Linked DNA regions of Homo sapiens: region 2 is linked to region 1. A link is an interaction called in ENCODE POLR2A ChIA-PET data of the cell type or tissue named here. Cell type or tissue: A673. All regions are shown on one strand. Each heading gives the region's core, and the rest is flanking DNA. Links, peaks and the distances in the headings are about the cores only.

Region 1 (7,970 bases), core at 3,690-6,189:
CTAAAAAGTTACAGTCCTTGAGGCTTACAGGAAGGTCATTTTCAAAACCCACAGGAGAAACACAATTATAGCCAGAAACTGCATTAAGTGCTTTATTTACTCGCAAAAGAGACAGTTTTTCATTTAGAACTGCTCATAGGATCAACCGAGGCTTTGATGCTGTGCAGACTTTTCTATAGATTTTGCAATTAGTGAGCTAGATGTCTTAAATAGCAGGCATCCAGAAATTGGTTTTTAGGTTTTTTTTTTTTTTTTTGTAAATCTATATGCTGAGCAATATTTGGTAGAATTGAAGGATATTTGATACTTACTGTGAGTTATGAGCTTAAGGACAGAAGACCTGTAGATGTTTTGTGAATGAGTATGCATCATCGATGGATTTTCCCCCCTAATACGCTAATGACAGGCCCTGCTTGAATTGCTATCTGTGTGATTTACAACCTCAGGGGAGGTTTTTTCCTATACACTGCCAATTGATAGATTTTTATTGACTGTTAATATTGAATCATGCAGAAAACTTTTCATTGATTTAGAATGCGTCAATTTGTTAAGCTTAAAAAATAAATTCCCCTTTTCTTCATGATAATGTACTGAATTGGAGAACAAGGCTTTTAAACACTGTTAGTGTTCTAGGACAAGGAGAATCAAAATAATTGTTGGCATGAGGGACATCTGAGATCACAGTATTTTACGAGCTGTTTTCAGTCTGACCAGGGAGTTTCAGTCCCACTCATTCATTCCCTTCTCAACCCAAAATAGTTAAGGATAGAGTATTTTTTTTAGGACCTATACCTTCTCTTTTGGGGGGGGAATTTGTTATATAAATGAGAAGCGGTGAACTCCTCAACATGGAATTAAAAAAATTAAGGCTAGGAACTGAGGACAATGGTGGATTTATTCATTCAATCCATTTTTTTTGAGTGCCTACTCTGTGCTAGTCACTGGGGGATATCAGAGTGTGCAAAATGTGTCACAGGCCTGTCCTACGTTAGTCTCCATCAGTCTTGATAATTGCATTCCCCTAGTCAGGGATTGTTTTAGGTTTGGAATATGATGAGACACTGGGCAATGAAACTCAAGTGGAAGTCTCTACTGTGAGAGGTTGTTGAAAAAGTTTATTCACTCTGGAAAGAGGGATTTACCTCTACTTGCCTTTGAATGAGAAAGAGATGCTTATCAGTCATTTTCACTAATAAGTTTACAACAGTGACAACTGTATGGCAGGTGGTATGTAGGTCTATGAAAGCGCAAAGGGCGTCTGACTTGGGCTGGGTGCATTCTTCACCTCCCTTTAACAATTAAGTGTTATCAAGTACTGAAGCAGTTAATCTGATTAGGGCATAGGCAGAAGTGAAAACAGACAAAAGGGATGATGTGGACCTTATACTCAGATTTATTTTGTCTCTGGTGGACCCTGTGCTTCTGGAGGCAATCATTTTGTTAACTCCACTAAACAAACATCTTTAAAAAGAAATACATGAGTAGTGAGGCACAGGTATGTAAAAACTAGTGTTTCAGAAAGTCAGAAACATTTCCAGGATCCCAGACAAATTCCATTTGTTCATCTGTTATGTAGATTTTTAGAAATCCAAGTACTTTATTGTGAAAACATAGATTCTTCCATGTAGCAGTCATTGTTGGTCGTCTGCTCAACAGCTATTCTGCCACTTCCTTCTGGATAACAAAAGTCTGATTTTGGGTTTTATGTTTGATGGCCTCCTCCTAAATCCCAGGAGAATAAACCTCGATTGTTTAAGCCAGATACAGTAATTCTACCCGCTTGCCAGTGAGTGGCTTAGGCTTGGTCACTCGACACACGGGACTATGAGACACAAGAGGCTTCTCCCTGCTGTGGGGTGGTGGGGAAGTGCTTCTGGAAATGTTTTCTGTGAGCTCCAAAATGAACACAAAACATCGACTGACCCCTTCCGCACTTTGGACATTGCCCTATGAGGAACTGATGATGGGGATGCTATCTTGATCTTTTGATCAAGTCTTTTGATCATGAAGAGAAAGTTAAGTCATTTTTACTGGGATTTTCTGTTACTTGTAACCAGGTGCATTCTAGTCGATATGCCCCACCAAAAGTTCTAGGAAGCCAGAGAAGATGTGGGAGTTCATGAAGAGATTTGAATGACCTGATCTTTAGTTAACCCTGCATGTATGGGAAAACTGTTGCATGTTAGACACATACATGAATTAAATCCTATGCCACTCATTTAAGTTAAAAAAAGTTTGATGTTTTTTGAGATATGTGAGGTATCATTGAATGTTTTCAGGAAACAATTTAAAAAATAGTTTGTATAAGATTGAGAACACGATGCCATTATAAGAAGTAATGGAATTGATTTTATTTAGGTTAACTGATTTAGGTGAAAATGGATGACTCAGAAGTATTGATTTTTTTTTTTTTTTTTTTTTGAGATGGAGTCTCACTCTGTCACCCAGGCTGGAGTGCAGTGGCATGATCTTGGCTCACTGCAAGCTCCACCTCCCGGGTTCACACCATTCTCCTGTCTCAGCCTCCTGAGTAGCTGGGATTACAGGCACCTGCCACCATGCCCAGCTAATTTTTGTATTTTTTAGTAGAGATGGGGTTTCACTGTGTTGGCCAGGCTGGTCTCGAACTCCTGACCTTGTGATCCACCCGCCTTGGCCTCCCAAAGTGCTGGGATTACAAGCATGAGCCACCATGCCCGGCCAGAAGTATTGATTTTGTTTTCTTCTTCTGATCGTGCCTTATAAGAGCAATGGGTTATTTTTTGTTGAATACAAGGTTTTAAAAAAACTATAAAAGCAGCTACTAGGCTGGGCGCAGTGGCTCATGCCTGTAATCCCAGCCCGTTGGGAGGCCCAGGTAGGTGGATCACCTGAGGTTGGGAGCTCGAGACCAGCCTGACCAACATGGAGAAACTCCGTCCCTACTAAAAATACAAAATTAGCCGGGCGTGGTGGCGCATGCCTGTAATCCCAGCTACTCGGGAGGCTGAGGCAGGAGAATTGCTTGAACTCGGGAGGCGGAGGTTGTGGTGAGCCGAGATCGTGCCATTGTACTCCAGCCTGGGCAACAAGAGTGAAACTCTGTCTCAAAAAAAAAAAAAAAAAAAAAATAAATAAATAAATAAATAAATAAAAATAACAATAAAAAATAAAAGCAGCTACTAATTGAAATAATAATGAGAAGCTTGCGAATCCATGTGAGAATTTTATTAGAATTTGTCAGTCAAATCAAAGTTCTGGCTTGCTCTCTGGGGAGACAGAAAAGATCATGTGTTTGTGTTCTATGTCTCTCCTATGCTCTTCTAAGCCTGCAATGCCTTAGACCACTCCTCCATCTCTCTTGCCATCCTCTTTCAAAGTCCAGGGAAAATCTGCCTCCCCTGGGGCTTTTTCTCCATCCTCCCCTTAGTTGCTTTCACCTCTGGGGTTTCTGTGTTTTGTCTGCACATCTTAACAGACCTCATTTCATACTAGCTATTCAGAATTGGCTGTTTCATGCTGCCTTCTCTATTAGTATGTAAGCTCCTCGAAGGTGGACACCATACCTTAGTTGCTTTTGAAACCTCACAGCAATGACACAGGCTTTGCATTAGTAAGTGCTCACAAATGTTAGATAAACTTGAATAGGAAAAAAACGACTGCTCATATTCACTCATACAGTCAAGTACACAGGAAAGTATTCGCCCAAGGGAAAAAAACGGTAAGATCTTTTGCTTACTAGGTTGGATATTAGTACTATGTATACTCTGTTAAATTTTTCCTGTTGATATTTAAAACTTTATATCTTTGTAAAGAAGTCAGCTTCTTAATCCTATTCTTGTTTCATTGGAATACTGATCGAGTACCCTGAGAGTTATTTCACTACTCACCTTTTGCTACTGTTCTCAGAATTCATCCAATTTGAGAGGAAAAGAAAACCCTTCAGATACTCAGTTTGTATTTACTGTTTACGTCGTGTAAAATAGTGCCGTCTAAAGACTAGTATGGTCTGTACTTTTCAAGCTTTCACATGAATACGAGTCAGCTGGGGATCTTGCTAACTGCAGATTCTGATTGGGGAAGGCCTTAAAATGTGCGTCTCTGAGTTCCCAGGGGGTGCTGACACCACTGCCCCACTGATGCACAGTGTAGTAAGCGCAGCAGGGATGCGCCGCTGGAGCTCAACCCTCTTGCTGGTCTCTGACTCCGTGCTTGCCTGCCCATGGACTTGAAAAGCCAAAACAAGCACTGTCTCCCTGCCGGTACCCGCCCCCCCACACCACCCCCCCAAAAAACTAAGACAAAATAATACAAATTCATCCCTGCATAAAAACCTGCCTTTATCTTGCCTCCTTGTGACGGTTTTTTCGGTTAATGGCCAGGCACACGATGAAGGCTGACTTGGCTTCTGAAGAAAGTCAGACATGGTAGCTATTACATGCATTTCCTTTCATGGGAATTTTCATATTCATATGGCAGAAGGGGAACACTTACTTGCTCTGGGAAGAGTCCAGCCAATGACCAGGTTGCAGCTAAATCCCTGAAGACCCACCCCTGAAGAAAGGCTGAGATCAGAAAACAGAAAAAAGTCCCCCGTGCTATCTGCATTTGGCCCACCCATCAAACTTTCCACCTTTTCTCTTTCCTTCACTTGCAGCTTCCGTTTCTGTGTGCAGTGGCTGCATACCCAAACCAACAATTAAATTCCCCCTTTGTTTGTGTGGCAGATGACAAATGCATGGAGGACATCTTGTGTTGCCTAGGCAGGCAGGGCACTTACTTTGATTGATGCTCGGTTGTGGAAAAAAATGAGCTGGGAAGGAATTACAATGGAGGGCCTGCAGACTGGAAGGGGATATACTAATTAGTCCCGCATTAAGCAGTCTGCTTGCATTTGGCGATGAGACGCCTTCAGGAGGGAAGTGTAGGGGTTATTGATGCAAAACAGCATGGAATGCATTATATCAGGTAGCTGTATATTAGTTTTGTTAGAAAGTATAGAAGTTTGTAATTAAGAAATAAACACTTAAGCTACTGTTTTTTTCTTTTTTTTAAAAAAAAACAACCCCCAAGTATGTTGGATAGGCCATGCTTTTTAACTGCATGTGATCTCAAAGGCAATCTGAAGTCCTTCTGTCTTTCTGAAATAACTCTTCCAGAGTTTTCTGAGACTGGGTCAGGTGCTAGGAAGGAAAAAACTGCCACCACACCTACAGTCTCTGGCTCCTTTTCTCTGAAATCCCACAGCTCCAGAGCCTTGAGCCTCCCTGGTGGAGCAGAACATCATAAAGAGAAAGGAAGTTTTCCCCTAGGCCACTCTTTAAGGTTTTAGAAAGTTGTTGCTGATTGGACCCACAAAGAACCCTAGGGATATCTCGAGACAAATTCAGCTCCTTCTCTAGACAAAGGGCTGGATTAAATGGGAATAAAGAGCAGTGCAAAGCATGCATCTCTGTTTGGTTTAGCACTCCATTTTTGGGGGGCTACAGGCAGAAGTAGAGTGGTAGATGGTTGCACTGAAACGTCTCATAATTGAAGAGCCACACAGACACCATAAGTAACTGGAGTGTGTAACTGTGGGAAGCTGTGAGTGATCATCTCCCAAGCCAGTACCTCCTGAGCAATGGAGAACTGGAGGGAGGAAGAGGTGAAGATGCCCCAATAATTACTAATGTGAATGGTTTAAAATTCTAACCTTTAAATGTTGATTTGACCTGAATAATTGGTGAAATTGGTTTTAAATGAAAGAAATCACAGACGTCTTTGGTCACAGTGTGAAAGAAGGGGCCCTAGAACTCCCTAGGCTTTAGAGTTCCAGTGTAGTTTCACTAACATACCATGTTGGCGTCAATAATGTGATTCTTACTGATTCTTTCTGTTGAAATCCAGTGAACTATCAGTCATCTCATGTTAACTTAGTGGAAGAGTAGATGCTCTAAAGTTCTTGGTTCAATTTATCAGAGTTGTAATCCTGGCACAGCTGATATTCCTCTTTACTTTTCTTATTCTAGAGACAAGTTCATTTATGGATTTACAGATGCCTAGGCAAGGAAAAAAGATATAAGTGATAAAGATAGTATTTTTAGTTATCAAAGACTATTAAGTCTTTTAAAAAAACGCTTTATCAAACTGGGGCATAAGACAGATATTAAAAAATCAGAAATATTACCAGATGACTACAACCTATCTTTCAGGACAGAACCAGGAATTGTGCCAATAGCTCTAGGAAGAAAAACTAAATAGTTAATGTGGTTTATTTTTTAACCATCCCTTTGTTTTAGAATTCTATCTTATTCTTGACCTGATTCTATGTCGCCATGACCTTCTCCTGCCAAGAAGGCACAGTTGAGGCATCCTTCAGTAATAGCCTAGGGCTTTGGAAAAGCAAGATGCTGTGCTGGCTTTTTGCCTTTTCTTCCAGTGTTTACACAACCAAGACTTATTACATGGTCTGTCATTTTGTTACTGGGCTGGCTTTGGTTTGAGAATTAGGTAAACATCAGACATTCCATCACACAATTTTAGACTCAATCTTACTTTATAATGATGTTAATGTTTATTGTACAAAGCGAGATGCATTTGTATATTTTAGCATTTTATTTCAGTCACAGAATGCAAAACCTGACACTGGAATCAGTTTGATTTTTTTGTGTGTGTGATTGAAGATATTAAGCACTACAAGAACGCTGAAATTTCAATCTGATTAGGATCAAACTTCTTCAGGATCAAAACACTCTTTTTCCTCCCCCTACAGTTTTACTAATTGTGTGCTACTTGACATTGTGGAGTTATTCCACAGCATGATAGCTAAATATGTGAAGTGTATTTTACTATGCAGAATTATCAGCTCATTCTATTTGTTTTTCATGTGTTTAAGGTTATTAAAAGAACTCAAAATTAGAAGTCATGTGTATGAGTTAAAAGAATGAACCCAATCATTGTTAGTAGGCTGAATCATAAAGCAATAGCCGGTATGTCAATATCAAGTAATGAAAAAAATCAGAATTTGAAAGCATACCTTCTCTGTTTATTAGTTGGCAAGATACCAGAAAAATTAGGAGAATAGCACAATAGTGAATGGTGGAGTGGTTTATTTTCAGCACTCTCAAATTATTCTGGGTACGGAAAATGAGATAAAAGTAAATCGGAAAGAAAGGCATCAAACATATTTGTTGGAGACCTTTGCTTAATGGGGAGAAATGAACTGCCCTCGCTCACTGTTCCTGAGGAATTGTGTTTCTTCAAGCTGTAAATCAAATCCCAGAGAGATAGCATGATGCATGATGTTTTCCAAATAATAACTGAGGAAGACAAAGTTCTTTTTTTTTTGTCAGCCTCAGGTTTCTGAATTTAGACCTTAATTAAGATTCCAAAATGAGAAGGCATCTCCCTCTGCACACATGGTCTATGACAGTGTCCTCAAAACAATATATTCATTTGTGAAGTCTGGATCTCTAGCCTGTATTATTCCAAAAATATATCCATGGCTTCTTCCAAAGATCCTGATTTTTTTCTCCATTTTCTCTAAACTCTGAGCAACAAAGAACCTGATGTTTCTTTTCAGGAAACCACATCATTTTTTTCCCCAATTAATTGAAGAGCCATCTGCTTCTACGATACACAACACCCATTCATTCTCAGCAACAAGTGTGTTCCCTAAATCCCTGGTGTGCAATATCAAGACACACACACTCCGTGTTGGGAGTAGAATCTGCTGTCTTGCAGGCAGGCTCTTTCCAGAGACGTGGTATATACAGATTCTGACACTGAACTTGGTTCCATGTCAGTGTTGCTAACGCAGGGTTAAAAACACAGTACAGGATGTTCATACTTTGAGGTGCTGGCTAGCTCAACATCTCCATGTTTCTGAGTTCGAAATGAAGAAATAATTGCAAAGGGCAGGAAAGATAAGAAATAGCTCTCTTTGACCAAGATAAGAAAGGGGAGAGGAGGTAAATACAAAGGCCACTTGGCTGGCTTTTTCTGTATAA
Region 2 (7,970 bases), core at 2,983-5,482, 430 kb after region 1:
GGCCCAGTCACAAATGGCCCCATCAGCACTGCAAAGGAGTTCTCAGTTCACACACGGCATTCGGCATCCATCTGAAAAGTTAGAGCACAGAGGGACATGAGCACGTGTGTGTGCTATATCACCTGAGGCACGGTGCAGAGGGTGGAACTGTGTTTGGGGGAAAGCTGAAAACGTGGCTATTGCATAGTCTAGCCAATAAATGACGATGAGTTGACCCTAGTAACTAAGTAAGACCGTAGAGAGGGGTTCAATTCTAAAGGTATTTAGGAGATAGGACTGAGAGAGCTTTGTGATTACCTCATAAGGGAAAAGCCAGAGCGCAGTATGAGTTCTGAGTTATAACACAGTATAATGGTTTCTTCCTTTCCTGTGATAGGACATTGAGTAAGGCAGGGAGGTGTTAAGGAGAAGATGGGAAGTTGAAGGGAGGTGTCTTTAGGACAAGCCCATCTTGATGCCTAAAGGGCCTGAGGCGCAGAATTGAGTTTTTGGCAGAGATGAGGATTTGGCTGCAAGTCATTAGCACACAGGTGGGATTAGAAGCCATGGGAGGACAAAATGGGAGGTGGGCTGAGGACCCAGCTCAGGGAAAATCTGCATTTATAAAGAGGCAGAAGCGGGGAACCAGCAAAAGCCTGAGTGCAGACAGCCAGAGCAGAGGGTGGATAAAGCGGCAGCCATGTCCTAGAAAGAAGAGAGGACATTTTAAGGAGAGACTATGGACTCTGTCAAATGTCATGGGAGAGCCCTGAAGATCTTGGGCAGGGGCACTGCAGTCGGTTGAGCAGCAAATGAGAGATCAACATTTCTGAAAATCTGGAAGGGAAAGAAAGGAGAGTAAGGGATGACTCTCCTATGAAGGGAGAGTAACGGGAACATACCCAAGCTTAAGGGATATTTTTTAAAGTGACTTTGGATGTCTATACCCTGAGAAGCAGCGGCAAGCAAAAGCCATGAGACATAGATGAAAAACTCTTTTAAAAAGCTACAAAATTACCAGGAGTTTAGATAAAGCTGAGAAATAAGCAACACACTATTTTTTTTCAATATTTCACTATAACTTGACTCTACAAACTTAATGTACCATGGTGTGGTGCCCAGCCACTACAATAGGGATCTCAGCCTCCAGCTCTTCCAGATGTTGTTTAAACAACATAATGATCTATAATCCACATCCAGAACTAGAATCGGATAGGGAAAGCTGCCTGAATATATCTAAACCCAAGCCATCATTGTTCCCCCAAAACCTCTGTCCCTTCTTGCCCACTGTTAATGAGTCTCCATTCTGCTAGTCCTGCAGGCTACATCAGAGCTGTCTCACCTTCGTTTTCTCCTCTGCGTAAATAGGAAATCCTTTGCAAGGACTCCAGTCTCCACTACTAGAGTGACTTTCCTACCAGGTTCATGAAGACATGAAACTTCATATATAGAGATTTACAAAGATACCAATATGCTACAAAAAATGCAAGACCCCACTTTGGGATGATGCTGTTTTGAGGCTTCCTACTTACTTCATGCTACCAATACTATCCATCACTTTGCTCATCAATAAAAATGTTTTCTCCTGGTCCAATTGGCTCCAAGTTTTCTGTCTTTGTATCTCTTGCCATGGCAAAAGTTCTCCAAATGTCATAAATAGAGGAGTTACTTGGAATTGCTTTTGGAGTCCCTACAACTCCTGGATCACAAAAGCAACAAGTATTTCTTCCTTGCAGCCAAGATCTGTCAAATACCCACAGGCAAGTATTGCAAGTGATTATTAATATACACAGGTGTGAGCTAAAAGAATATTAAATCATCAAAGGAAACTAAAATGCATTATTTAATGAATTTTGATTATGCCAATAAAGAGAAAGCCAAGACTGCTATATGTGGCAGACAAAAAGACCTTGTTTCCCAATATTTTTTTTTTTTTTTTACAGAAGCCATTGCCTCCATCATCACTGAGGTTGAACTTTCTATCTGGCAAGTGAGAAAGAGATTTTTTTTTCTGGAATTTCAAAAATGTTTATATAAACTTTGTCCTTAGTACTCAGAAGAAAATACTAAATGCTGACCTCAACTTGCTCCCCTTAGCTCTCCTCTCATTTTTATTCCTCTCTGAGACAGTCTGCTTTGAGGTTTTCAGATTCTGATAAGACCTATATAGTCACTTTCATTTTCTTGAACTAACTTACTTTTATTCACTTGCACCATTGCTGTTAAGTCACTATTTTCTTCAAATTTTTACCCAAAATTGAGATGAAGTAAGCTTTATATATTGTTGCAAGTTTATTCCCCTCTCATACTGGTTTTACTTTTTTTAGAAATAATTTCTTCCATTGTTAGTATCAGCATATGTCTAGCTCTGTCCTCTACAATATCCATCAAAGAATCTTGAAATGTTTATTCTGGAAGTATTCAGGAACACTTAAAAAGATGGGAAGACAGCTGTAGTTTAGTATGAAAAGCACAATTGTTGGGAGTCAGAAACATTTATTTCTAAATAACAGCCCTGGCATTTACTAGTTGGTGAACTTGGATGAGACATCTGACATCCAGATCTTAGTTTCCTCATCTGTAGAGTGAGATAATAATACCCAGTCCAAAGAGTTGTGGCAAGGGTTAAATGTGCGACAGTTTTCTAGCACATACCTAGTAAATAGTGAGAAAACAATACATTTTCATTCAATCTTAATTTTTAATCTCTCTGTAGCAAAACAAAAATGAGTGCTGACAAGATGCTTTTGACGACGAAGATTAAAGAAAGTCACCAAAGTGGTGTATATGACTTTTCCGTCATTTTCTAGGTTGTGCCACCTTGGGCCAGTTAGAAAAGTCTCAGAGAAATATGGTTACCAGAAAGGTGAACATACCTGCTTTATTTAGCATGCTGTTTGAGAATTAAATGAGATAGCATACATGAAGTGCCTAAGACAATATCCGACCCATAAGAGGTATTTGCTAAACATTAGCTCCTTTCCCCTTCCTCAAAGATGTGTATTCTTGGAGTCATTTGTAAATTTTTTTAAACCGCAGATGTTTTTTTTTTAACACGTTAAGTTCTGGGGTACATGTGCAGAACGTGCAGGTTTGTTACATAGGTATACACATGCCATGGTGGTTTGCTGCACCCAAAAACTGTCATCCACATTAGGTATTTCTCCTAATGCTATCCCTCCCTTAGCCCCCCACCCACCAACAGGCCCCGGTGTGTATTGCTCCCTTCCCTGGGTCCATGTGTTCTCATAGTTCAACTCCCACTTATGAGTGAGAACATGCATAAACTGCCGATTTTATAGAGTAAATCACATGTCATGCCCTTGTTCAAAACTGGAATAATAGCAACATTTATTAGAGATGGAGTATCTTGGCATATATGAAAATCCTCAAGACTATAGCTGAATAGTGATTCTATATTATGGATTTGGAGTGTAATGATCTTTTGTGAGAGTACACAAAAAGAAGCGGTATGGCATGGTTGCTTTCTTACACTTACGTGTACATACACGTATATGCATGTGTGCATGTGTCTCTAGACATTTTTAAATCTTCAACTTATATTTTCAACTTCCAAAGACATATATACATGGTAGGCATTGGGAAGCTTGGTTAAATTATGACTGCCTAATGCAGAGACATATATACCCAAGCACTCCTACTACAAAAATGGTAGCAGCCTAAAGGTTATCTTCCATTTTTTTTCCAAGGAGGATACAGAGTAGAAGAAACCAAACAGACTGCAGCATTTTACCCCTCTGTTCCCCAGTCCTCATCGGTCATGTCATGTTTGTCGTCGACCCCATCTGGGCAGCAGGTGTGGTGCTGCACGGCTGCGGGTATTTGATTATTGACTAGTGTATATTTCCAAAGGGCACAACAGACTGCTGACTGGCCCTCAGTTATAACATGAGGCAATCTTCCGTGTTTACACCTGTAAGAGCTAAAAATAAAGAAAAACTGATTTTGAGTTTTTTAAAACTACATTTTGACCAGAGGCTTTTAACAAAGCCTCCATATATATCAGTCAAACACTGAGCTTGGCAAGCTTGTATAGAGTCTATTAAAGGGGGAATAAGGTTCATGAATTTCAAGCTTGGAGGGCTCTAATTACCTCATGCTCAAACTTTAACCACAAAACTCAGATAAATTGCTGCACTAAAACCGTAGAAGATCCTTCACCTGATTTGTGCCAGTGCATCTAAAGCTCAGTGAGGCTGATCCCAGTGAGGTTTTTCAAATCAGTCCTAAGGGAAAGTGTTCTGGACCTGTCTCTAATGAGTATGTACGGATTACTTGGATGTTTTGGTAAAGCTACCCAGTAAATTAGTCAATCTGAAATTTTATTAGCCGCAAAGCATTACAGCAGTCAGTCATATGGGCTAAGAATACTGGGGGAATTAAAGTCATTTTAAGCATCTATTAGTCAGGTATCACGAATCCGTTTCAGGCCTCCGCTAGTAGTTGTAACATGAAACTAATTGGCTAATAGTTACAGCTGTCTCTTCAGTGCGTTTGTTCTTAGAGGCGTGATCCCTTCTTGAACCAATTTGCATACACCCAGAGGGGGGTCCTACTTTTTATTCTAGTTTAATGTACGATTTGGATTCAAAAGGAAGCAAACAGGTAGGGGGGCAGTCTGTATGCATAAACCATGGTGTGAAACAACTAAACCTGAATGCACACACTGCCGGCCTAAAAGCTGAAATTTAGCAAATGTGGAAGGCAGAGGAGAATGCAGAAAATAAACATGACTCTTAAATATTCTACACATCCATATTTTATCAAAGATGCACTGAGGAGAAATGTGGATTTCCCTCTGCCTGGTCTTACACTCTCCATGGCTATTTATCTAGTTACAAACTTTTATAGATGTGAACTATTTTAAGAAGTCCTTTAGAAATGGCCCGAGGTAATTTCAAACTTAACGGACCCTGTCCCACCAGAGCTCATTACAGTGAATTTGATAACAAAGTACCCTCTACTTAATTTTCAGAGCCTAGCCAAGCGTACGAGAAATGCAGCTGCATTAAGTGCAATTAATGGTACAATAAAAGCAGTGGAGGGCTGCTTAACACCCAAGGACCAGCAGTAAACACTGGCTTCGTGCTCTCCAGCACTCAGTGATGTGCCAGAGGACGCGGAGTGTGAGATTTCTGTACCGAAGTGGGAGACGCCCTTCTCCTGCTAGAGAAGAATTTCCTGTCCTTCAACAATTCCGCCCAGAGACTGTACAAAAGGATATAAAGGTACTCCCTCCAGTTATGCCACTAGCATCCTCGCTCCCTTTGAGCAGGGATCCAACACAGGAAGCTCATATTCCCATCAGGACGGGAAAAGGACAAATTCAATTCCAACAAAAGTGAGTCTAATAAGCAAGTGACTCGTAATGTACAAAATGATTTGGTTTCCTAACTAACAAAGTGGACTATCAAATGACAAAAAAGGAACAAAGTAGCCAGTCAGAATAGTTTTCAAACAAGCCAAAAAAAATCAAAAAGTTGATGAGCAGAAACAACTATAATGATACTGCAAATCTCTTTGATGATGAAAAATCACTTCTTAGAATTTGAATGAGAGACATCCAGAGATCAGCAAAAACCTCAGTGGTTAATAACAATCATGGTTGTTTGAGGATTGGTCCATCAGCTAGTTAATTTGTTAAATAAAATACGGTCAACCAGGTCTGGAAAGATGATTACACATATTCAGCTTTCATAAGCAACTGAAATAATTCTATCATAGAAAGAATTTGACGATAATGTCTCTTAGTAGCCTGGTTTGAATTCAGGGACCTACCCCTCTATTTCCATTTCTGGACGAAACTGTTTTTTAACAGTATAAATAGGCTAGGAAAAACATTTAAGTTATATTTTTGACAATAAAATTCCTACCAACACATTCAAGTGCAGAGAATTCGTCCTAATTATGACATTATAGACATGGTTAGCCTAAATAAAGAAAAGCCATAGTTAATCCCCACATTTCATTTTCCTAGAAACATGCTTCTGACCTCCGTCCTCAACAGAACTCCCCCATGAGCTTTTGTACTCGTTTGGTTCCTCCAGTTTCTGATGGATGCCCACTCGTGGTTGGAAGGGCTCACGGGCAATGAGAGGACCCTGGCAAGGGCAAAAGTGAAAACTCAAGTAGGAAATGACAGGAGGGAGCCGGGACCTAACTCCAAATGGAGGCATTTTAGTGACACCAAACTAAGTCCCTCTCCCTCAATAAAATTCTAACCCTGAACACCTCTTCCCAAAACAGGAAACCTGCGACATCCCTAATGACAAGTAAATAAACGATTACAACCCCATAGAAGAGGAAGCTTCTCTGTGTGTAACTGCACAGATGTGAACGGGAGCTCCAGGCCTTGGCATGGCTCCTGGGCTCTAGGAATGGCTGGAAACACTGGAACTACTACGTGAACAAAGGAGCTTTTGTAGTAGAATTCTGCCACATTCTACCAAGAAGATCTTTAAAAAACAGACAAAACTGGATACATTTTCAAAAAATAAACAATCTTGTCCTGGACAATTCACTCTGTTTCTGAATGGTCTAAAAGATGGTTAAAAATAATTCACTTGTTCTAATAGTTTCCAAATGAGGGGTTCCATGACTAGCACTCTCTTCAGAAGGTTTGCTACGTCGATATTACTTTTCAGTAATATCAAGAGTTTTCCCTATCTACATAGGGTTTAAAGACATTTATCCATGTGCGATTTTCAACTGACAAATTACCTATGCTTAAGAAGGTTCCATCCTCCCTGCCTCCTCACCCTCATTTTTGCTGGTGCTGAGGGGTCCCCATGGTGGGAAGGGAGAGAGCGGCTGGATGACAAGAAGAGTTCAGGTTCTACAATCAGGCAGGTTGAGATTTCAATCATGATTTTGCTATTTAGCAACCATGGGATATGGGGCAAGTTACTGAGGCTTGCTGAGTCTTGATTTCCTCCTCTCTAAAATGCTTGTTCATAGGGTTGTTAGGTGAATTCAAGGATACCACATGTGAGCATACTCCACACATTCCTGCCTTGACATCCAACCCTCTCTCCCCCTGCAGGAAAAGAACTCTTGAGAAACAGGGACCTTCCTGGAAGACAGGCTCCTACTGACTCACTTTCCAGTGCTGCTTTTACTTATAGAGTTGGCCCTCTGCATTGGCTGATCCTGTATCTGCAGATCCAACCAACCACAGATTGAAAATATTTGAAAAAAAAAAAGGATGGTTGTGTCTGCACTAAACATGTACAGACTTTTCCTTGTCATCGTTCCCTGAGCAATACAATGTAACAACTATTTACATGTAATTTATATTGTATTGGGTGTTATAAGTAATCTAGAAATGATTTAAAGTGTATGGGAGGATGTACCTAGGTTATATGCAAATACTATACCATTTTATATCAAGGACTGGAGCATCCAAGGATTTTGTTATCTGTGGGGAGATTCTGGAACCAATTCCCCATGGATACCAAGGAAGGGCTGTACTATTCTCTGGGCTCCGACTACCTGTCACCCTCAACTCATTTTATACAAATCCTGTCATTCCTCATTCAGCAGCCACACCTGTGAAGCCCTCCGGCAATGAATAGTTGGAAAAGCATCTTAGTCTGCTTTAAGCACTTATAACATATTCCACACTGTTCTAGCAGCCATTTTATATTTTGTTCATAATTTTCTTGTGTGTGTGTGTCCACATTTTAATTTGTGATGACTATTCTTATTTACAACCCACAGTGCCAATAGATATTTACGAGTGGTCTTTCTAAAAACATTTAATAGATGTTGTGAGTTCTTTTCCTTACCTTTTGATACAGTGTCTGATATTATACAAATAACCCCATTAGAAATTTGTCTGACTTAGCAAACATACTTGTTTAGAAAGTGAATCTTTGAGTAGGTAAAAAGATTGTTAATAATTCACAAAAGCAGCATGAATTGATGCCACCAGTTTGCTTTTCTTTTAATCCCTAGAGGAACTGAACTGT

What was found. Peaks named below come from ENCODE experiments on the same cell type or tissue, not always from the same donor. Only the 100,000 strongest peaks of a DNase experiment are listed, where the experiment ranks them.
Region 2: POLR2A ChIA-PET joins it to region 1 with 5 read pairs; 2 of 35 experiments call an interaction of 5 or more read pairs at or near these places.

Annotation. Positions count from the first base shown.
Region 1 is chr14:33,779,886-33,787,855 of GRCh38, reverse strand. The region is part of intron 9 of NPAS3 (neuronal PAS domain protein 3); the gene reads right to left. Among named protein-coding and RNA genes, the nearest start is that of SNORA89, 75 kb to the right of the region's middle. In A673, for the core only: no CTCF peak of the experiment used is centred there; a DNase peak (open chromatin) is centred at 4,785.
Region 2 is chr14:33,347,105-33,355,074 of GRCh38, reverse strand. The region is part of intron 3 of NPAS3 (neuronal PAS domain protein 3); the gene reads right to left. Among named protein-coding and RNA genes, the nearest start is that of SNORA89, 360 kb to the left of the region's middle. In A673, for the core only: no CTCF peak of the experiment used is centred there; a DNase peak (open chromatin) is centred at 4,534.